Regions from separate parts of the Mus musculus genome. Here regions 1 and 2 are each linked to region 3. The links are chromatin loops, found by intact Hi-C in ENCODE. Cell type or tissue: left cerebral cortex. All regions are shown on one strand. Each heading gives the region's core, and the rest is flanking DNA. Links, peaks and the distances in the headings are about the cores only.

Region 1 (7,814 bases), core at 916-5,915, 75 kb after region 3:
ACAGTCGATAGGGGAGCAAGAAGGAACAGAAAGCCAGGCCCAGCCCCTCCTCGGTCCAGCCAGCATGGGGTGTTTCCAGGGCAAGCAATGGAAGTGTACCACAGCTCAGTCAGTCAGCAGGGTCTCAAGAGAGGGAGCGAGGATCAAAAAAAAAAAAAAAAAAAAAAGACAGCTAGTCAATACTATAACATGACTCCAGCAAATGCTGAAGAGGGTTCAATTTTTTCCAGTCTGCTTTTATTTTTTTTAAGATCTATTTATTTTTATTTATATGAGTGCACTGCAGCTGTCTTCAGACACACACCAGAAGAGGGCATCGGATCTCATTATAGATGTTTGTGAGCCACCATGTGGATGCTGGGAATTGAACTCAGGACCTCTAGAAGAGCAGTCAGTGCTCTTAACCGCCGAACCATCTCTCCAACCCTCCAGTTTACTTTTATATCATTCTAGGTACCTGCAAAGAATAGGGTCATTTCTAAGGCATAAGCAAAGCAGTCAAGGAACAAATAAGGCATACACAAAGGCGCCATGGTATTCAGGGACTTATCAACATGACCGAGATCTTGAGCCTACATCCTTGTCCTAGCCCAGTGTCAAACTTTTGTCAAATCCTTGAAGCGGCACCAAGAGCTCTCCTCCACACACCAATCTGTATCAGGAGCCGATACAGGAGAGGCAGCAGGACCCAGCACTGACCTTAGAGAACTCACAGCCCACAGGGGACAGACCACCCCACTGAAGGATAAAACCTCAGTGGAGATGAGGCTGTGGATCTGCAGTCGGGGGGTTGGGGGGGAGGTGGTTGGTGTAGCCTCATCTGTTGCCATGACAAGTAACCACAATACCCAGGGGAGAGAGGGTTTGCGTGAACTTCCAAGCTGCACTCCACCATGGAGGGGAGTCCGGGCAGGAACTAGAGCAGGAACAGGAAGACAGGCCTAGGTGTACTCCACACAGCACATCTCTGACTGAAAGGACGGGTCTGAGTGTGTGCTAGCTCAGTCGGTCAGCCCAGCAGCCGGGCCCACAGCTGTCTGCAAATTCATCTCAGCATGTTTGCAAATTGATTTGACATCCCCAGCTGATGACATATCTGTTTCCAGAATTCTCCTTTGAACACTGGGCTCCAACACCTTGTCTTCACCCTCTCAAATTAACGAGTTACATCACACCTCCGATGCCCATTCGTTTTCTTTGATGGAGCCATAATTTTACCTTTATAAAAATGTCCCTTCAGTAACGTCTTCCAGCCCTCAGGGTGAGGGCTCTCAGAGCCCCTCACGATGCAAAGCAAGAATACAGAAAGGGCTTGGAGTTGTACCAAATCACGCAGCCAGGTATGGCAGGGCCTGATTTGAAGCCTGGGGTGTCCGGTATGTTGACCTTGCCCTGCTGCTGTGAAGATGTGTGACCTCTGACATCTCCCCTTAGCCGGGCTCAGGCCTACACTGTAAATTAGGCACATTAAGTACGGGTGAGAAAAAAAAGGGCAGGACAGAGCTGGTATGATGTCACTCTTCCGAAGGAGCGCTGTTAGGACAGAGTCACATGACCTCAGACAGACAGTTGAGGTCGGGCCAAGAGGTAGGAGGAAGTAAAAATGGCTGCCATCTATTATGGACATCCTGAAGGGAGAGGCAGACTTTTTAGTTCCAGAAAGTAAAGAGAGTTTTGACTTTTTTTTTCAGGAAGATGGGCAAACTTCATAGTATTGTCAACTTGATGGGGGACAGAGCCATCTGAGAAAAGAACCTTAATTGAGAAAATGTCTTCATAAGTTTGGCCCGTGGGCAAGTCTATAGAACATTTTCTTGGATGATTGAACTGTTATGGGGGCCCAGCCCACAGTGGGCAGTGTCACCTCTAGGCACATAGTCCCGTATTAGAAAACAAACTGAGCCAGCCATGGGGGAGCAAGTCAGTAAGCAGCAGTCCTCCATGGCCTCTGCATCAGCTCCTGCCTCCAGCTTCCTGCCTTGAGTTCTAACCCTGACTTACCTCAGTAAAGGACAGTGGCCTGTAAACAAGAATAAACCGGATTCTCCCCAAGTTGCTTTGGTCACTGGCGTTTATTACAGCAACAGGGAGTGACCTAGCTTGGCCCAGCCTACAGAGGCAGACGCTAGAGGGGACCGTAAGTTTATCCTGTGGCTGCTAAGGGTTGGGGCTGCAGAGCCATAGTGCGACTTCATCTCTCCTCTGTGGGGAGTTGGAAGCGGCCTGGTCTGATATCTGGGAGAGAGAAGCGCTGACCTTAACAAGAGACCCCATAAGTTCAAGGAGCTGTTGCAAGCTCACACTTAATTAGCGGCTGTTTGGGCAACAGGATGGCTGTGTAGGGAGGTAGTGGCCGGGTGGGCATCAAAGCTAGAGGGAAGTGCTAAAAGAAACCTGACTTGTGGTGTGCACATAGAAGTCAAAAGGCAACTTTTCAGAGTCAGTTCTCTCCTACCACTGGGGTCCTGGGATGGAAGCTAAGCTGTCTTATCTGGCTTTGTTCTCTCTTCCCTCCTGTCTTTCCCTCCCTTCCTCTCTTCCCTTCTTTCTTCCCCTCCTTTCCTCCCTCCTCCCCTTTCTCCTTCCCTCCCCTCCCTCCTCCTCTTCCTCCCTCTCTCCTCCCCTCCCTCCTTCCCTCCATCTCTCCCTCCCGCCCTTCCATTTTTCATTTTCTTTCATTTACTAGGTGTTAGGGTTTAACTGCAGAAGGAATACCTTGGCAGATTGAGGCCAAAGAACATGACAAAGTCACGCCATGCAAGAGACCTCACGTGAGAGGTTTTTTTTTGGGGGGTGGGGGTGGGTAATACAGAGGCTGCATCTGAGCAAGAGTGGAGAGAAAAAGAGAGACAGAGAAAATGAGAGGCAGATAAGGGGGGGGGGGGCGCATTTAGTGGTGGCGGCTGCTGTGGCCATTGGTGCTGGGTCACTGAAGGTACGCTGCATGGTCCTTGGTTTACCAACAGAGTCCTATATATCCGATCTGGTCTTGAACTCACTCTGTAGCTAAAGAAGACCTTGAACTCCTGATTCTCCTGGCTTCTTCTCCCAAGTGTTGAGATTACAGGCGGGTGCTCTCAGGCCAGGGGTATTCAGCGCGACGGATGGACCAGCAACATCCACAGGCCACACTGAGTACTAGGTGTGGAACAGGGAGGCACCAGCCCTATAAGGGCGATGCTTCTACTATTCCCTACCACACAGGGGAGACTGAGATATCCTGAGGCTTCCCGAGAACCTCTTCCTCTTGCTTATTTGGATCTAGTTCTACAGGCCCATGCGCCTTTACCAGGCCCAGCTAGCTGGGTGCTTCCTTAAATCCAGAGGTGGGTATGGCCCTGGGTGGCGGCGTCGCTCCCGCTGCCTCCACCCTCCCTTGACTTATGAAGGAAATGGTGATGGGCACAGATGGGCTTGCAAGCCCGATGGGGCACTGGAGTGGAAATCAGCTCAGAACCGGTAGGAACCGAATGCCAACTCTCCAGGCTTTCAGCAGGGTTCTGTGTGGGGTGGGGGAACCAGGGCTGAGGTGCCCACCCGGCCTCATCTGCTTCCCCGGTACCCGTTAGGCTAATTGAAATGTGCGGAGTGGCTTCCGGGGCTGAGAGCCGACCGACCGACCGCGGTGTCGATGAGGTGTTAGCCTGAGCTGCGGAGCAGCCGCCTCATTTGCAAGGGAAATGATTTGAAGGCTTCATTTGCAATCTCTGGGCCGGAGGTTTTGATTAGCTTTGGAGGAAAAGGTCTCTCTGTTTTATGCATGAGGCTTGGAGCCTGGGGACCCCCTTCCAAACACACCCAACCCTTGCCAGCTCCTTCTCTCAGGTGCGATGGTGGAGAGGGTTCTAGGTGAGGGTCCCCCGAGGGCGGGATTGATCACAAAGCTCAAGATCACCCCTTGTGGTGAGAATGGGAAATGCTTTCTTGTAGTGGAGGGGATGGAACCCAGGGTCTCAAGCCCGCTGGGCAAGCATTCTTCCACTGAGCTACCCGACCCGAGAACACTAATTTTTGCAAGGCTTCCCCGCCCCGCTCCCAGCCATACAGTGGTACCCCAAAACCCCTTCTGTAGATGGGGAGAAACGGAATAAGCTCATTAGCTAGACATCGCTAGCAGGGACCTTTTCTGGCTCCAGCCCCGGCCCAGGGTTCCGAGACCCCCTCCGTGCACACCCTGCATAGCACCTTCCCCATGGGCACTCTGACCCAAGCACTCAGGCTCCCCTTCCTCAGCGCAGACGTCAACCTGAAGGGAAACCCGGAGTTAAATGCCTCTGTGATGTCTATCTCTCTGCCTCCATTTTGGTGACAATCCCCCTTACAAACCAGACAGCACATCCTACCCCTCCTAACCTGGACTCCGGGAAGTTTGTTTCCATCGTCCCTCAAGCAGCATTTCCCAGGCAGCCAGTTCTGGGAGTGTGTCTGAGGCTGTGTGATTAACTCCCGCACCAAGCCCTCCTCCCTACTTCGAGCCCCTGTTGGAGGCCTGGATCCAGGCTGAGCCCCATCGGCTGGGCCCTTCAGAAGCCCTGGGACCAGGCTCAGGCCACAGCCAGCTTTGTGGCCGCTTTTCCCAGACTGTGGAAAAGGAGCAGTAACCAGGGTTCAACCATCCCCCCCATTCCCCCCCCCCCCCCCCCAGTTCCCGAGAGCCACCTGAAACAGTGGCCTTGGTAATACTGAGGCAGGAGGACTCTTGAGGTCAGAAATCAGGCCTCTGGGTTTTCCTCTAGTGGCACCGGGGCTGTGGTGTTGGTGGGAGCCCTGCCTGGAGCTGCTCAAGGAACATCTGCCACAAAAAGCTTTCAGACCTGAGGTTATAATCTAGCTCTGCCACTTGGCAGCTGGACAGTCTCAGGAAAGTCTCTCCAGCTCTGAGACTCAGAACAGAGGAAAGAATGCCTTCGGGAGTGGGGTGGCGGCGGCTGTGGCTCTTGTCCATGGCTTTAGTGATGCTCCCGTGCATAGTCACATCACTGGATACTTGGCTCAAGTGAGGGAATAGGATGGCTCTGCTATAGGTTTGGGCACCCAGAGAGGCCCCATCCATAAAGGTCCTCATGTGGCTTCCGTAGCTGGAGACAGAGCTCAGTTGGTGCACCCTCACCATAGCACGGTTCAATCCCCAGGACTGCAAGGAGGATGGGTGACTATGGACAGCTCAATTGGTAAAGCACTTGCCTGGCAACGGTAAGAACCCAGGGTTTGATCTCCTGAATCCATATTTTTAAAAAAAACACAACAAACAAACAAATAAAACTTTTTTCAGGACTGGGCAGGAGACAGGCAGATGCTTGGCTTGCTGGCTTGTCAGTTTAGCCTGATCCACAAGTCCCAGGCCAATGAGAGATCTTATCTTAAAGAAGGTGAATGGCTCCTGTGGATAACACCTGAGGTTGTCCTCTGGCGGAAAAAACACATGCGTGAGATCTCCACCTCTACCACGCACTCTCAGGAACTGGGCCCATACACACACAGTTCCCTAGTCACCCCTCAGGGAAGCCTGGAGTCTCCTGGAGGAAACCCGAGGGCCTGCAGGGACAACTTCAGCTGCCTGATACAGACTTCGGTGACATCTGAGAGCCTTGGCAATGGTGGCTCTGGAGGCCACAAGACACTGCTGAGTGGTCTGCATCTGGATTTCATGTCACCTAAAAAGGACTTAGAAACTGCCTGTTTTTGACTAGCTATGTGTCTTGGAGCAAGTTTCTTGATGTAAAATGGGTGTAAGAACACTGAGAAGCAAATGAAATCACACAAACGGCAGGCAGATCCTATCTTGGTATAAGCATCAAAAAATGCCCAGTCATGTCTGTGTCATGAAAGCCTCCGACAGAGCCTGCCGAGTTCACTTTATTCTTGGGATGACCCTTCCTTCGGAGGTCTATGCATATGGAGGCTGCTGGAGAGTTGGCTCAGTGGTTACAAGCACTGGATGCTATTGTAGAGGACCCAGGCTCAGTTCCTAGCGCCTACAAAAAGGCTCACAACCACCTGTGACTCCAGCGCCAGAGGGCCCAGAAGCCACTTCTGTCCTCTGTGGGCACCACAGTCACATACATACATTCAGGCAATGTTACACACAATTTTTGTTTTGGTTTGGTTTTTTGATGCAGGGTTGCTCTCAGAAGTTGATGCAACTTGAAATAAAGGGTTTCATGAGTTAGAGTTAAACGAGGCTCCAAAGGACACAAACAAGATCCGGCACCAGCGGGAACTGACAGAGATAGAGGCTGAGGCGGAGAGGGGTGGAGGGGAAGACAAGGGAGGTGAACTCTCAGGATTCCCCCTGTGAAGCCAATAGCTTTCAGCTCAAATTGAAAAAGGAAGAATACAGGGCATTATCTAGAATCTCCAGATAACCACTAGATAGACAAAAATCAGAAGTGGTTGAAAGGGAATCCCTCCAGGGGTGCAGGGGGGGTAAGTCAGGAGATGTGAGATGCGATGCGGTGGCTCTTCTCTAAGTGCTCCCTACAGAGTTATCTCTGCCAAGGCAGAGATGCAAAGCAAATGAGTGAAGACAAACACTGGTCATGGATCCTGCCACCCTCTGGCTGCCTCCTCAAAGGACCCCTGCTGTGGTAATGGCTGCACTTAAGCCTGCTTTTAAGGAAGGGAAAAGCAAGCTGCCCTTGGCCGAGTCAGCTGTCCTGGCCTGCAGTGTGAAGAGCTCTTGGGAAGGGAGAAGGAACCTTGCAGAACTTATAATCTTCTTCCTCTTCTTCCTCTTCCTCTCCTCCTCCTCTTCTTCAATTGGGGCTGGAAAGACAGCAGAGCACCTAAGAGTGCATACTGCTCTTTCAGAGGACCAGACTACAGTTCCTGTCACCCACCCTTGGCAGCTCACAGCTGCCAGCTCCAGGACATCCATGCCCTCTTCTCACACACACACACACACACACACACACACACACAAACACACTAAATGAAAACAATTATTATTTTCAATGGTCCTAAGGATAGAACCCAGACCTGTACACATGCTCGATGTGATGGTTAATTCTGAGTGTCAACTTGACTGGATCTAGAGCCAACCAAGAGGCAAGCCTCTGGACGCCCCTGTGAGGGGTTCTCTTGGTTAGGTCATTTGATGATCCACCCTAACTATGGACAGCACTTTCTAAAGAGGAAATACATATATGCACTTGTATATATGTATATACATTTTTTTAATCTCAAAAATAAAAATCAGATCTAAATGGGACTCACACACCACAGTTAGCATATTTTAAGTCTGTCTGTATGGGGTGGTGGTGCTTGTGGTATGTGTTCTTGTTAGTGTGGGTATGTTCACACATGTGTGCAGGTGCCTCAGTTTTGGAGTCCAGAGACCGAACTGGGTGTGTCTTTTCAGTTACATGCCACCTTTCTTTCTTCATATGTATCTGTGGTGTATGCGTACCCTTTCTACAGGTGTGATGTCTGATGTGGAGAACAGAGGAACACAGGTGTCCTACTCCAACACGCTCCACATTGGTCCTTTGAGACAGAATCTCTCACATCCCACAATGCATTGGGACTACATGCTTGCATGAGGCTAGCCCTGGCTTTTTATGTAGATGCTAGGAGTCACACTCAGGGACCCTTGATGGCAAAGCAAGTGTTCTGCCTACTGAGCCACACACACCCCACTTGTTTTTGAGATGGGGCCTCTCATTGAATGTGAAGCTCATCGAGGCTGGCTGGCTAATACACTTTAGGGATCTGTCAGCTTGCACCCACCCCCAACCCCTCAGCTCTGGGGTTCCAGGCACATACCATACTAGCCTTACATGCAGATGCTGGAGATTCAAACTCATGGTTGCCCA
Region 2 (7,814 bases), core at 916-5,915, 120 kb after region 3:
GGGAAGAGAACACAATGTGTGCCGGGCATAAATGTGTGGGTGATGCCTGGCGACAGAACAAAGCAGCAGGCTTCATCGATCACAAAGGCACAGTGAGGGCAGGCCAGCTGGCTCAGTGCTTGCCACCAGAGTCGAACCACTGAGTTTGATACCTGGTCCCACATGGTAGAAAGAGAAATCTAACCCCTGGCTGTGCTCTGCCTACACACACACACACACACACACACACACACACACACACACACACACACGAGCAGAGCCTGTGGGCACACACACACATCTACTTAAACAAAAATGTCTTAAAACAAATAACAGATAAAAACACACAAAGAAGGGCAGGAAGGGGTTGGCTTGTTTGAATAATCCCTGAAGTAGCAGGGAAACTGAGTCCGCAGCACAGGGCTAACCAGAAACAAGCAGCTCAGCCCCCTTGATGAGGAGGAGGTTCAGTTTCTACCCACAAGAGCAGAGCAGAGCTAGCCCAGAGCCCACCTGTGGGAGGCTCCTGGCTACACCAGCATCCACATAGCCTTCTCCAGAAGGCTACATCCCAGCCATCTCCCAGTGGTGGATCTGCCTCCTCCTGGGACAGAAAGGGTGCCCTGGGGCTTGCTTTATTTTAAGTGTCAGTCTTTTTCTTCCCACCACCAGGGAACATTCGGTTTCCAAGGTGCTGAGGCTGGCAAAGCATGGGGAGGGGAGAGAGGTGTCCATCTGCAGCTGTCCCTCCCCCGCTGGTCTGACTCCCCAGAGCCCACAGCAAAAATCCAACTCTTCTGTAGGCATTCTAGGCTTCCCTCTGTCCCTCCCCCACAGCCCCGTCCCCACCATCTTCAGCTAATTAACGCCAATTCTGTCCTGGAAGCATCTTGAATCTCAGACTGGAGTGTTTGCAGACACTCCCAGCAGCACAGGTCCTGGTCCTGGGGGGGGGGGGGGTAGGGGGTAGCGGGGCACTCGGGGGTGGGGGGAGGATGGAGGGGGCATGGTGGATGGAAGGGGCGTGGAGCAGCTTGCTGAGTGAGTGCTGTCACCACAATTCTAGGCTCTGGAAATCTGACACATCCATAAAACAGTGATTTGACCCAAGTGTGGTGGCTCACACCTATAAACCCAGCACAGGGGAATTGCTTTTAAGTTAGAGGTTGGCTTGAGATATATAGCGAGTTCCAGACCAGCCTGGGCTATAGAGTGAGACCCTGTCTCAAAATAAAACAAAACAAAAAACCAAGCAACGTGCCCAAAGCAATGTGAATAAATAGTGTCACTGATTGTGTGAGAACCAAAGGAACAAGACGGGATACATCCAGGTGGGGCGGTGTTGCCGCACGCCTGTAGACCCAGCACTCGGGAGGCAGAGGCAGGCAGATTTCTGAGTTCCAGGCCAGCCTGGTCTACAGAGTGAGTTCCAGGAAACCTTGTCTCGAAAAAATAAAACAAAACAACACAAAACAAAACGACAGGATCCATCCAGCACCCAATGGAACTGGGTGAGAGGGAGTGATGTGGGCATGCCCCCTCAGTGCTCCTGTGCATTCGTGCATTCTCTCTCTCTCTCTCTCTCTCTCTCTCTCTCTCTCTCTCTCTCTCTCACACACACACACACACACACACACACACACACACTCCCACCACTATCCAGCATGTATGTGCCCCATATTGAGCTCAGCAGCAGGGCAGGAAGGACCAGGCTTGCTGAAGCCTTGGGTAGAGCCTGCCCAGCTCTGTTCTTGCTGTTGTGTGGCTTGGCTGCACAGGGGCTGCTTGGGGACTGGCCATCCAGGGATGCAAGCAACGGTCTGACACTCTGCAGAGCCGGGGTGGGGGTGGGGGGTGGGCAGGGAGGAGCCTGAATCTAGTGAGGCTCTTCATGAGAAATCACCTTATGGTGGACAGCACATGATTCAGGGGAGGGGTCGAGAGCTACCAGGCTTCACAGTACATGCTGAACTCATCCACAGACCAGATCTCACTTCGTCATGAGGATCCCATCTGGCCGCATAGCTAAGGACCTGGTCATCTCTTGGTGGTCCCAGCTCATGGGGGGTACAGGGCACATGTGCTGCACAGAGAAAGCCCAGAAGAAATAGCACATTTCTGAAATTCTGAAGGAATAAAGGAGACAGAGCTGGAAACCTCCCAAGAAGCCAGGTTCATGGTTCACCAGGCGCAGTGACTGGCTTAGAAGCAGAGAAGCCAGGACGCTCAGCAGCTTCTGGGGCAACCGATGGCATCGAGGTGGAAAGAATGACCTCCTGGGCTTTCTTCCAATATCAGGAGGTCACAGAGCAGAGCCAGGCTCAAGTACCCTATGGGTATGGGACAGGATTAGGACCAGGAAGCTGGTCACCTGAAAGATGAGGATCAACTGTCCCATCTGCCACCGCCTTGAGCAGCTACCTGAATGTTCCCCAACTGTGCCGAGTCCCCAGCCATTTATCTCGCCCTTGCCCAGCTGTGTCTCTCCCTTCTGACAGAAAAACCTGGCACCACTAAGGAGCAACTGAGGCACAGGGTCCCCGTGTCTGCTTAGGTCCTGACTCAGTGGAGGTAACCACAGGTGGTAAAGCACGGCTTAGGAGCTACGGAAGTTTATGGTTAGTTCTGTGGTACCCAGGTCACATCGCAGTTGATCAGTAAAAGGTGTTGTGTATGCATTTGTGTCTCTGTGTGTACATGCCTAGGTGTGTCTGAGTCTCTGGGTTTATCTGTGCCTGTGTGCATGCACATATATAACTCCAAATAGGAGGGCTAAGACCAAGTGCTACCTCAGAAAACCTGGAGTAGAATCAGTTCCCTGCAGTTATAAAGGAGTATTGAAGCATACATGCCAGCCCACACACATGCATGCATGCATGCACACATATGCACATATGCATGTACAAGCTCATTTGTTCTCTGCAGTCGTGAGGGCACTCTGCTGTCCACACACAGTCACACATGCAAGCACACATACATGCAAGTTCGTGTTCTCTATTTTTGAGAATTAAGGCACCTGCAGAGCCTCCTGCCCTTAGCAGGATGTGTGGGTTGGATCAGAGCCCAGATCACCTAAGGCAGATGATTTCCTACCAATCCCAGAAGCAGCTGCCCTTTCCACTGTCCCCTGCTGACTGTCTTTGGGGAGTCCCCAGGCAGCAGGGCTGGGGAGCTGGCTGGAGGCACCCCAGTCTCAGCTCCTGCCTCCCAGAGCTTGTGTCATCCCCAGGACGGCAAGCATCCTCTGCAGAACTGGCCAAGCCACTGTCCTCGGAGCCTGCACAGGCAAAGTGAACTCATTCCAGGGCCTTCCTTCCTCCCCAGAATGGGTGGCTGTGGCCCTCTCCACAAGGAGATATTCGCTCTCATTTCTCCACACGTTGAAGCACCTAGAGGTGTTGTTCGGAGCGCCCCCTTGTGTCCAAGAGCCGCAGTACCAGGGACACCTGAAGTGTGGGGGTGAGGGGATGAGAAGCCTCCCAACAAGTTCTCCCTCTCCTCCCCCAGGTCAGCCTTCCCTTCCTCCAGAGCCGGAGGAATGAAAGACAAGGCCTGAATGTAGGTCCCCTTGGACAGCAGCAGAACCTTTCACATTGGCACTGGCAGCCCTGAGAGACACCTCACTGCAGAGTGTACGACTGGAAGGATTCTGCCCAGCCCAGGATTTAGTTCAGGGCAGGGAGTATAGTCCAGCCCACACCCAAGATCCAACCCACCCAGCCTGCTAAGGACAGGAGGATCACAGAACTTTCTCCATATGTGTGCATGTATGTGTGTGTAAAGGAGTGTGTGTGTGTGTAAGAGAGTATGCACGCATATGTGTGTGTAAAGATGTGTTGTGAGAGTGTGTGTACATGCATGTGTGTAAAGGTGTGTGAGAAAGTGTGCGTGTGTTTTATATGTGTGGTCATACACTATGTACAAATACATGGTTCGTATGTATGTGGAGGCTGGAGGCTAATGTTAGGAATTGTCTGCCATCCACAGCCACCTTATTCATTGAGGCAGGATCTCTCAATCAAACCCAGAGCTCGTTAATGTGGCTAGTCTTGTAAGGCCAGCTTGTTCTGGGGACCTGTCACCTTCTGAGGTTGGAATTAGAGATCACCACATTGACCTAGTATTTATGCATGATCTGGGGATCCAAACCCCAAATTCTGAACTACAACCCTGGTTCTCATGCTTGCATGACAAATACTTTAGCCACTAGGCTATTTCCCAAGCCTGCTTTTGTTTGTTTAAAAGTGCTCCAATGTGGGCTGGAGAGATGGCTCAGCAGTTAAGAGCACTGACTGTTCTTCCAGAGGTCCTGAGTTCAAATCCCAGCAACCACATGGTGGCTCACAGCCATCTGTAATGAGATCTGATGGCTCCTTTGCTCCAATGTAGCCAGCCTGATGGGCCCCCGGTTTGCGGATGGCCCTGCTCTGAGTCTGTGGGACTGTTCACTCACTGCCTCCACAGTTCACTGTAGAAAATGTGAAAATTCTGGAATTGCAAGGAAGGGACCCACAGCCCTTAGCTCTAGTGCTCAGTTGCTCCTGGCTTTCCCCTGCAGATGCAGACCATTCACACACCAGACACCTGCTGCACCAGGTGCAGATCTGCCCTGCCTCTTCTGCTGCATACAGCCTCACTCGGGTCACATGGCTTCAAAGATACTTTGTAATTTTTCATGTGTCTGTGTCTGTCTATGTGCATGGGAGAGCAGGTGCCCAAAGAGGCCAGAGGCAGTGGTTCCCTGAAATGGAGTTATAGGCTGCTGTGAGCATCCAAGATGGATGCTGGGAACCAAACTTGGGTCCCCTGGAAGTCCTCTTAACTGCTGAGCCAGCGTTCCAGCATCCTCAGAGATATGCTTAATGGCTCCACACTATTCCACCTTCTGATTGTATTCTCCTTCCTTCCTTCCTTCCTTCCTTCCTTCCTTCCTTCCTTCCTTCCTTCCTTCCTTTTCTTTCTCTTTTCTGTTTTATTTGGGGGTTGATTTTAAAAAAAGATTTATTTATTTTAAGTATATGAGTATTCTGCTGCTGTCTTCACACACCAGAAGAGGGCATCAGATCTCATTACAGATGGTTGTGAGCCACCATGTGGTTGCTGGGAATTGAACTCAGGACCTCTAGAAGAGCAGTCAGTGCCCTTACCCACTGAGCCATCTCTCCAGCCCAGGTCACCTGCTTTTAAGCCACTCTGTGTAATGGGAGCTGCAGGGCTTATTTTCATTCACCCTCTTTGCTCACTGAATGTTAACAAAGGGCATAAGGCCTGGCGTGTCTTCCCAAGACCCAGCCTTTGCTACCTCAGAAGTGTGAGTGCACACGCGTGTGGCGCCTGAGTGTTCCTATGCCAAAACTTACCCAATGAGAACACAACCTTTCTGAGAGTCAGTTGAGAAGAACTGAAAAGGAAAGCAAAGGACTCAGTTAGTAAAGGACTTGCCAGGCCTGAGCTCTGATCCCCAGAACCTAAGCAAAAGGCAGAGCACAGAGCACAGCGATGTCTGTCATCTGGGCCAGCAGTGTGAGCGTATCACCCTGGGGCTGAGGAGCCAGAGGCAAGCAGATGCCTGGAGAAGCAGAATCAGTGAGTGGCGCTGTTTCCAAAACTAAAGCAGATGAGGAAGACATATGTTAGGCCCTGGCCTCTACACACACACATGTGTATGTGTGTGCCCCTACATGCCCATACATTCACACACATTGAACAAGTACATACATACACATGTAACACACACACACACTAAGTACACGGACAGGGCTATGCACAACAGCGTCTTCATAGTGGGCAAAGGGTGGATGGAGCCATGCAGTGTGCACCACCCGCAGAGAGGCGCTCTTCCAGCCATGAGGAAGAACGCATGAGAAGAGGTTGTAGCTCCGTTCATGGGTGCCTACCTAGTGTGCATGAAACTCTGCTACCAATGCCCAGCACTGCACAGCCGGGGGTTGGTGGTACAGCTTAGCTCTTAGGAGCTGGAGACAAGATGATCAGAGTTCACACTGCATTAGAGGCCAGCCTGGGCTACACCTAACCCTAACTTAAAAAACAAAATACAGCCGGGTGTGGTGGCGCACGCCTTTAATCCCAGCACTCGGGAGGCAGAGGCAGGCGGGTTTCTGAGTTCGAGGCCAGCCTGGTCTACAGAGTGAGTTCCAGGACAGCCAGGGCTATACAGAGAAACCCTGTCTCGAAAAACAAAAACAAAACAAACAAAAACAACAACAAACACCTATTTTTTTCTGAGCTTTGACAGGTACTACAAGGATGAACCGTGAAAACATTATCCAACGTCGGAACACAGTCAAAAGAGTGACCCACGGCGAGCAATGCCCGGGACCTGTGAGAGGCTGCCGGGGCAAGGCAGAGGCCTTTACCTAGGGAGCACTTTATTTCCTGGATTGTTCTCAGACTTGATTTCCTGCCTCCTGTGACAAACATTTACACTCAACTGATAGGACATGTTTATTCTTGTTGGACATCTGATCATAGCTGTTGAACCCAATCTGGCCCCTGTGCCCAGAGTCTGCATATGGCCTTCTGCCTTACTTGCGTGCTTGCCCAGATATGATCCACAGTATGTGCTAGACGGTTGTGTGTAGCTGGCTCTGTCCTGAGAAAGTTCTGGGAAAGGGCAGCTCTGTTGACATTTAGCGTGTGCTTACTGGTGTTTATTTACATGTTTTTCTGAACTCAGACAAGCTTGGATCATAGCCTTCTTTGTTTCAGTCCTGTATAAAAACACACAGAAGCTGAAGTAAGATGGTAGTCACCCCGTTCCTTCAGGCCCTCAGACCCCAGGTCCAGCATAGGCCGGCCAAAAGGTCGACAATCCAGGCCACACATGTGTCTCTATGTGTAAGAAGGTAACGTCTAGTATAGCAAATTAACACAGAGAGAGAGCAGACTAGTGGGGTCTGAGGCAGGGGGATAGCTGCTTAATGGAATGGAAAGTTATACAAGATCATGGCTGAGCTGAGTGCTGCTGGATGCTGGCTTTGAGATGGTTAATTCAGCCGGGGCGGCAGCACTGGCAGGGCGGGCCTGTGATCCCAGAGCTAGGGATGCTGAGTCAGCAAAACCAAAGTCTGAGGCTAGCCTGAGGACTGTGTCAGGAAAACAGAACAAAATGAACCCTTCGAAAAGATATCTAATTTTATGTTTCATGAGTTTCCCTTCCATGAAAGGCCTCTTGGGCCAGGCTTTTATACAAATTATCCCCTTCTGCTCTAATTTCCTGCTTCCCCGTTCATTCTGAGACCCAGGCACCCGAGGCTCTGCCATTCTTTAGACGAATGCTCTTGGTCCCCACCTGCCTCCCCCTCCAGCCCTCCCTCCTGGCTTGCTTTGTGCCCAGACCTATATTTGTCTGGGAAATGACTCTAGTCACCATGTGAGTCGGAATGGCTTTCGCTGAGGGCTTTGGACCTTATTTTTATTTTTAGATAATGTCCAAGAGGAACAAAGAGCCCAGACGGCCTAGGCGAGGTTTGGAGCGCAGCCAAGCTCTTTAGAGATCCGACCGACCGCCAGGGATGAAAGGCGAGTGGGTGCCAGCCACGCCCCCTGTGATCCGCATCCAATGACGAAGGATTTGTCTTCTTACGCCACAGGCAAGAGAGGACATCTCTTTTGTTCGAAAAGACTCGGAAGTCATTTCCCCATCTTTTTTTACCCCCACTCCACGGGCCCTTAAAAGAGGTGGTGGGTCCCCCTCTCTTCCCACTGCTCCCTTCAAATCACCCAAATATTCAGGGTCACCACCGACAGGAAGAAAAGTCTTTAAACGCCCATGACCTTATCACTGTACCTCCAGGTGTATCGTGGCCTAGGGC
Region 3 (7,814 bases), core at 1,582-6,581:
ATCAGGGCTATATGGAGAGACTCTGTCTCAAAAAAATTATGATGAATGTGGTAGTTTAGGGCTGTGATCCCAGGACTTGGGGAGGTAGAGGCAGGAGGATCAAGAATTTAGAGTCAGTCTCAAAATATAGAAAGTTCCAGACCCACCTGGGGGAGGGGCGTGCCCTGAAAGAGAATGGCCTCCACAGGCTCTTGTGTTTGCATGCTTGCTCCTCAGGTGGTGAACTGATTGGGAAAGGTTAGGAGGTGTGGCCCTGTTGGAGGTGTGCCACTCACTGGGAGTTGGCTTTAAAGTTTCAAAAGTCCTAGGCAAGTCTAGTGCCCCTCTCCTTCTGACTGCTGTCCGCCAATCAGGATGCAAAGCTCTTAGCTACTACTCCAGCACCATGGCTACCTGGGTGTTGCCATGTTTCCCACCATGATGATAATGGATTAACCCTCGAAAAGTGTGAGCAAGCCCCAAGTTAAGTTTTATAAGTTGCCTTGGTCATGGTGTCTCTTCATAACAATAGAAAAGTAGACACTGGGCTATATGAGACCTTGCCTCAAGACAAAGCACAGGTGTGCCAACAGGGTGACATCAGGGACCTAATTAGAATAAAGCTTTGGTCTTGCTGAGTTCCACAGCTGAGTCTGCTGTGTCCCAGGGGTGAAGACCCTGGGTCCATTCTGCAAGGCTCTGGTTTTGGGGTTCTGAGACAGGGACTCAAGTGCAATCGTTTGTCTGGGAGCTGACCCCAAGAGTATTGGCTGAAGAATGACAGTTGTCATGGGACAGAGAGGGTGGCTATTCTCAGACACAAGGAATCATAGAGTAATGGGCAACTCAGCAACAAGAGCGCTGTCTTACCAGGAGTGTGTGGGACACGAGGCTCGGAGTATCACACCTAAGTGGGACACAGGCAGGATAGCTATCTGTTGCTGCAGGGTGTTTCTGGGGCCACCTCAGTTTTCTCCCTGAAAGTGGTCATATCCCCACAGCCTCTCCCCACAAGCAGAACTGTCTCAGGAACAGTAGTTTTAGTGTGTAGAGGCGAGTGTAGAGGAGATGCAGGCACCAGTGGTGCCAGCTACAGCAGACAGAAATAATGGCAGGCATCCACATAGCAACCTTGTGAAGCCAGTGCTATATAAATAGCCCGAGTCACAGTGGGGGAACTGAGGCACAGATCTCTTGTGTTCAAGGTTACATAATACTAGATTCATAATTTCTCTCCTACTGTGCCCAGCAAGGGGGCCATGTGCACTGAACTGGACTGCAGAGACAAGGCTGGCAAAAGCAAGCACACGGCTAAACAATCTGTCATAGCAAGTAACCCTCGCTCTTCCTCTGCGTCTCCACTAGCTGTGAGCCTGCTGCTCAATGCAGAGGCAGGCAATCCCTCTGCTGTCTATATGGACAGTTCCAATAGAGTAAGATCCAGAGGAAGAGGTCAGTGGGGAGCTACCTCCTTCTGAAACAGAGTCTCATGTAGCCCAGGCTGGACTCAAATTCACTGTGTAGCCAAGGCTAGACGTAAGTTGCTGATCCTCCTCCCTCCACCTCCTAAGCACCAGGATGCTAGGTGGACACCACTCCTAGCTGGGAGTGTCCTTTCCCATGTTCTAAGTCCAAGTTCTGGTTGAAGGAAGGCCATTTCCCCAGATGGTACACTGCAGTCATACCTACTAGGGCAGACAACCCTCAGGGATGTCAGAGAGGCATAAACAACCCCCCTTGAGCTTGGGGAGATGGGAGGTGTCAGGTCAGAAGAGACATTCTTTTGTGTGTGTGTGTGTCATGTGTGCATGTGTGAGGTCACATGTATGCCATGATGCAAGTGTGAAAGTCAGGGGATGTGAGAGAGTGGGCTCTTTTCTTCTACCTTGTAGGTCCTGAGGTCACCAGTCTCCCCATGCTGAGCCATCTCTCAGCATGCTCAGCATCTCTCATCTCTCTGGACCACATTCAAAGTTCTTGACTTTGAAGAGCCAGCAGAGCCTTCGTGGTCTTAAGACGTTCAGGCTGGATCAGCACTACCCAAAACCAGACAGGCACGACTCTGGTCAGGAAGTGCCCCAAAGCCTTGGGTACCGAGTATAAGACAGTCTGTGATGGTGAGTCTCCTCCCCAGCTCAGGAGAAAGCCCTTTGCTCTGGCTAGTTTTTCGTTGTTATTGTTGTTGACACAAGCAGGACTTACCAGTTTAGAAACTGTCTTCTATCATAGCGGTCTACAGGCAAGCCTGTGGGCATGTTCTTGATTAATAATGTAGGAGGTCCCAACTCACTGTGCTGGTGCCGCCCTGGGCAGGTGGTTCTGGGTGGTGTAGAAAGCAGACGGGAGCCTTGGAGAGCAAGTCTGTAAGCAGCACTCCCCCACGGCCTTTGCACACACCCACCCACACACACCCCCACAGTCTCTCTGTCAGCTCCCGCCTTCAGGTTCCTGCCTTGTGTTTCTGCCCTGACTTCCCTTCATGATTGACTGCCAGGGGAAAGTGTTAGCCAAGCATAGCCTCTCTTCCCAAGTTGCTTTTGGTCAGGATATTTATCTCGGCAACAGAAACCTAATTAGGACACCCGTGTTTTCTTCCATCTTAACCTGGTTCCATCCAAGCACCCTGGCATCCCCAGGCCCTTTGCAGCTTTCTCTGCCTCCCTTGAGCCTTTCCTTACCAGCGGTGACTGCTTTGTCTGCTTCTCCACCAGCGTTCACCTGTTACCTAGTTGCCTTACTCCCGCCAACGAGAAAACAGGCGATAAATTGGTGTTGGCGAATTGATGTGTTCGCTCGCTCGCTAGGTAGCACATTTGCATTGAGCAAGGGCAGTCTGACCGTGCCTCAGTGAAAGAGTGACGGATGGAGGAGGGAAATTCGGGCACTCCAGCCAGCTGGCTAAGGAAATGTCTGAGGGCGATGGGGTCTCTGCTGGGCCTCTAAATCATGCATCTTGTCTGGGTGCCTCCAGCTGCCACAAGCCTGGGTGATAATTTCATTCCTGGCTGTCAAGACCAAACTCACATCAACTCTAAGTGAGGAAGTGACAGGACAGTACACACACACACACACACACACACACACACACACGCAGGGATGGTGTGCGCAGGGCTCAACAATGCTAAAATTTAAGCCTGTGGGTTTGGGAATTGACTTTAAAGAGCCTTGGTGAGCTTTTTGGTCATTAGTTGTATACTAGAAAGCCCGTTAACTCAGTGATTGAGAGGGTCCAAGGCTAGACCTCAGGCATACAGCTGACGGCTCCTGGCATGAATGCCACAGCCCCAGTTTATTATAGGCAAGTGAGAAGTGGGAGGACTCGGGGAGTTTCTCAGGGTGGGTGGGTGTTGCCGAGAGAATCAGCGGGTGAGAAGCCATAGGTACGGAAGCTCTTGGGGGTGGTAGTGGTGGCTCGTGCTCTGCAGGAGAGACAAGGGTCCCCTCTCCGCGCCCCATCTCCCCTGCGCGATGCAGTTACCGGAGCAGCCTCGGCTCTCCGGTCTGCTGGATGCCCTAGGAAGTTGCATGGTCCAGGGAGGGGCGCAGAGCCATGGCTCCCGCGCTCGCGTCCCCCTCCTCCTCGCACAGCCCGGGGAGGGAGCGCAGCGAGACTGCGGCCACCAGATGGCGCTCAGGCGCCGAGGAAACGCGAGGCCGCTCCCGGGCCGCCTCCTCAGAGGGAACAATGCGGCGCCTCGGGTTGTAGCGCCGCGCGGGAGCCCGGAGCCCGGAGCGCGGGTGGCCGAGCGACCGAGCGGGCGAGCGGGCGGGCGAGGACGAAGGCAGGCGAGCGCGCAGCCGTTCCTTCCCAAAGCCATGGGCGCGGCGCTGCGCGCGGCTGCAGAGCGGCGCGGCCGGAAGGTGCGGGGGGCCGGGGTGCGGGCCTGGGGCCGCCTCTAGCCGGCTCTGAGGGCGCGGGCCCCGGGAATGAGGGCGCCCGCCGCGGGAAGCCCGTTTGCGCGCCGCGGCGCCGTCCCGCCCAGCCAGCGAGCCTAGCAGGCAGACGCGCGGCCGGCGATCTGGGGGCGCGCCGCCTCGCCTTCCCCAAAATGTGAATCGGGGAGGGCGGAGACGCAGAGAGCGCCCGGCCCCAAGCTCTCGCCGAACCCCTGCCCTGCGCGCCCAGGCCGCGCCGTGCCCCGCGCGGGGCTGCAGAGCCACCGTGCCCCGCGCTCCCTCGGTGCTGCGACCCCCCGGCTTCGGCCCGCAGCGGCTTCGTGGTTCCCGAGGCGGTCAGAGCCGGGCCCAGGACGGTGCGTCCGGCCTCGCCCCCGGCTTCTCGCCCAGACAAGTTTGAACAATGATCACAGTCAACCCAGATGGGAAGATAATGGTCAGAAGATGCCTGGTCACCCTGAGACCCTTTCGGTAAAGTTCTCTACTGGTTGGCGCAGGGAGGTCAAGACCTCCCCAAGGGGACTCATGGTGGAGCTGGGCGAGGTCGGTCCCCTCAGGGGGTGCGAGTTCGGGTGGCAAAGGAGGTTCGCGAGTCTATTCTCGATGAGGGCCATGGGGATGGGAAGACGGAATTAGATAGGGTTGGGGTATGTGTGTGTGTGGGGGGGTGCGGGTCTGGATCTTTCTTGAGTTGACCAAGATTGGAACGATATCAGGTATAGAGAGGTGAGCATGGAGTCAGAAAACACCAAGATCAAGGTCCTGGGCTCCAAAGTGGCCCCAGCCAGCAAGTCCCTTTCCTGCCCCTTGCGGTCTTTTTCATCTCTTGTCGGTCCTATCTGAGCTGCGAAGTTACTGTGGGGTGCCTAGGAAGCACCCCTGGTGTCCCGCCTGTCTCCTAGGTCGGCCCGCCCATCCTCTGCCTAGTTCATCCCCCTTCCTCTCCCCCTCCCTCCCCCTGCATCTCACTCATCTTCCTGGTGGGGGACAAACCTGGGTCTGACAGGAACGTCCCCAAGATTGGGGCAAGGACCCCCTTCTGCTAGGGATTCACTCCCAATCGCGGATCTCCAACAGACTAGATAGGCATAGCAGGTGCATGGAACACCTCCCTCCCTCCCTCCCTCCCTCCCTCCCTCCCTCCCTCCCTTCCCGTGGACAGTCCTGGCCAGGCAGGGGTGCAGTTTGTGAGAGACTCGCTAAGACCTGTTGGTCCAAGAAGGGACCCCACTTCCTTCCCCCAGACTCCAGCAGAGCTAGGCCCCGAGGCCAGACTAGGGGAGAGGGTGTCTGGGAGGCCTGAAGTACTGCCTTGTTTGGCAGCTGGGCTTCAGAAGACACAGAGGGAGAGATGGGCACCGTTGTGGGGGTGGGACTCGGGACTAGGCCACAGGTGGAGTCCGATCATAAACCTTAAGGCAGGTGCTGGCTTTTCTCCCAGGTTCTGGGTTGATCCCCGGTACCTCCAGACAACCTCCTGTACCCAGCTGGGTTGGGGCTGAGGTGATGTGGCCCACCTGCCTCTTGCCATCAGCATGCTGGGCCAGTTCTGTGGGGGCTGAGATGGCAGCCTCTGGGGACAGCAGCAGTCAGGTTGTCTGTGTGAATGCAAAGGTCTGTAGAGCCGGAGGACTGAGGGCAGGGTTTTGAAGTGTCTCAGAAATCCCTGGCCTAAGATGCCCAGGGAAAGACTCTGGCTTTTCCAGAGCTATACTGGATTCCTGCAACTTGAGAGGGTTCTGGCTGGTCCCAAATCCCTAGTCAGCTTTGTAGCCCGCTGGAACCCCCCCCCCTTACCTCCCCCCCTCCCCCGTTTCTGAAGTCAGGACCTGGTGTAATGACTGCAAGCAGCGGTCTCCAGCACCACAGACAGCGCCCTCAGCCCTAAGCCCGCCCTGAGCCCGCTTTCCCTCCTGTGTGCCTGAAGACAGGATTCCCAGATCAGTTGCCACTCACTCCCAACCCTTTAACTTCACCTCCTGTCTAGGCTGGTGGAGACCCTTAGCAACCAGTCTTCTTCAGGCCCCCTCAGAACTTTAGATTGAAGGCCAGGGGCAGCTATCTGATTACATCACCCTAACTTCATTTATCCCCAAGGGAGGTCTGGGAATGCTGTCTCTAGCAGAGTTCTTGGCCAGGCCTTTATTTTATAGGTGCCCCTGAGATGTTACCTGTGTGGTTGAGACCATCATATGTATTATACATGACTACTGCTTTTGGGGTTCCCTGGACTCCAAGTGGGGTAACTGGTAGAGAGATGCTAAGAGGTATATTGGGGCCTCAAAGTCCAGGCTGAGGGTGTAGACCTTCCTCATGTCAAGCATCCTGTATCTCCAGCCTGAAACCCAGTCCTATGGCTGAGTCAGGGTGGGGGTTGAGAGACTGGAACTCGGAAACCCCTCCCCCTCTTTTTTTCATCCTTAGGCTTAGAGGATAGTTGCCAGTCTCCCATAAGATCTCTCTGAGTGTGCTCTGAACCCCACTTCCCTTACTTTGGAGGGATTCAGTGAGGTCCCTCCAAAGTAAGAGAAGTGTCCTTTGTACCATCTTTCCTACTGCAGCTCACCATGATCCCCCAACAAATTAGGGGCACGGCTGCTCCTGAAGCAGCTCTTGGGAATCTCTGAGTCTAGGTCCTCTCTCCCTCCCCGACTCAGTTTCTAACAGCTTCCTTAAATACGGGCTCGAAATTTGTTTTGTTTCTTCTTTTCTTTGGCAATTATGTGTTTTCCTTAATGAACCAAATTTTAATTAAACACTACTCTGTCGGTTTAAAATAATGGAGATTAAATAAATGTGTACAGCAAGTCTTGCAGAAAGACAACAAACAGTCCCCTAGGTTGGGGACAGAGCGGAGGTGGGACAGGTGGAAGCACCTGACATGACTTTTGGGGTCCTCTTGGTTATCCTGGTTCTATATCACGTGGGGTTCCTCACTCTGCCCTGGGGGTAAGGGAGGGTCCCCTTTCAGCTCTGACAGTCCATCAAGTCCTCTGATGAATTAGGGGGGGGGGTCTCAAAACCTCTCCTCCCCGCCCTCTCTCTGGGCTGTGCTGCCGGCTCAGGGCTGTGCTGCCGGCTCAGTCTTGTTCAGAGCCCAGCATGGAGCACTGGGTCTGGCAGAGCTTGGGGCAGGGACTCTAAGCCCGGGTTCCAGCTGTCACTTCAGGTTACTTGAGTGTCTGGCACCTCTTAGATAATGACTGTGTGCTGAAAGAATGCATGATGTCATGTTTTGGCCCGCTCCCCCTCCTGCATGACTGCAGGCACACTTGTGTGACACTCCATGCCTGGGTGGGAAGATGTCCTTATTCCTCCCCTCGGTGGTGCAGGTTGACAAACCAGGGCATGCGTGACTGATAGAGAAGTCTGTGGGGAGAGTGGGCACAGCTGGGGGTGGAGGGGATGTGGCCTTGCCTTGAGACTGTGTCACCTAAGAGTGTTGGGGGCCTGTGGCACCCTATGAGGACAAGTGAGCTCATGGCAGATGGCAGAGGCTGTATGTGCAGTGCCTAGGGTGGCCCAGGTGATTGATGGGAGCCAGGTGGGTCTCACTGTTTAGTCGGACCAGTGTTTTTCACATGTGAGTGTGGACCAGAGTCACTGGGGAGCTGGATAAAGAAAGCAGATGGCCTGCCCTGTCCCAGCATCTCATCCAGGAAGGAGGACCTACCGTGTCCTCTCTCCCTTCCTCCCCGTCTCTCTTTCTATGTCCGTGCTGGAGATTGGGTCTAGGCTCTAGTGTATGCTAGGCAAATGCTCTACTGTTGAGCTATGTCCCTAGCTCAAGAATATCCGTTTCTAATCGTTCTTGGGAGCCAGCGCCGATCCACACACCAAAGTTGGGGACTTGCTACTCCAGATTAACTGTCCTCTATCTGACAGTCCATCAAGGGCTGACCCTTGCTCAGATTTCTACTTATATGTGAATTCTTATT

Evidence for each region. A loop is a pair of places that touch in the nucleus more often than their neighbours do. Peaks named below come from ENCODE experiments on the same cell type or tissue, not always from the same donor. Only the 100,000 strongest peaks of a DNase experiment are listed, where the experiment ranks them.
Region 1: it touches region 3 in a loop (3-fold over the local background); 20 of 42 quality-filtered maps call a loop at or near these places.
Region 2: a loop joins it to region 3, with 5 times the contacts of the local background. A loop is called at or near these places in 23 of 42 quality-filtered maps.

What each region holds. Positions count from the first base shown.
Region 1 is chr11:116,990,611-116,998,424 of GRCm38, forward strand. No RefSeq gene overlaps it. Among named protein-coding and RNA genes, the nearest start is that of Gm11728, 46 kb to the right of the region's middle. In left cerebral cortex, for the core only: a CTCF peak has its summit at 3,894; a DNase peak (open chromatin) is centred at 3,820; H3K4me3 peaks cover 360 bases.
Region 2 is chr11:117,040,333-117,048,146 of GRCm38, forward strand. It overlaps Gm11728 (predicted gene 11728), which reads right to left and starts at 187. Exons shown (of 3, transcript NR_165620.1): 1 at 1-187. In left cerebral cortex, for the core only: a CTCF peak has its summit at 3,401 (motif pointing left); a DNase peak (open chromatin) is centred at 3,391.
Region 3 is chr11:116,915,197-116,923,010 of GRCm38, forward strand. It overlaps Mgat5b (mannoside acetylglucosaminyltransferase 5, isoenzyme B), which reads left to right and starts at 3,667. Exons shown (of 18, transcript NM_172948.3): 1 at 3,667-4,347. The coding sequence starts at 4,280. In left cerebral cortex, for the core only: CTCF peaks have their summits at 3,597 (motif pointing right) and 4,710; DNase peaks (open chromatin) are centred at 2,364, 3,360, 3,605 and 3,945; H3K4me3 peaks cover 2,291 bases; H3K27ac peaks cover 1,257 bases.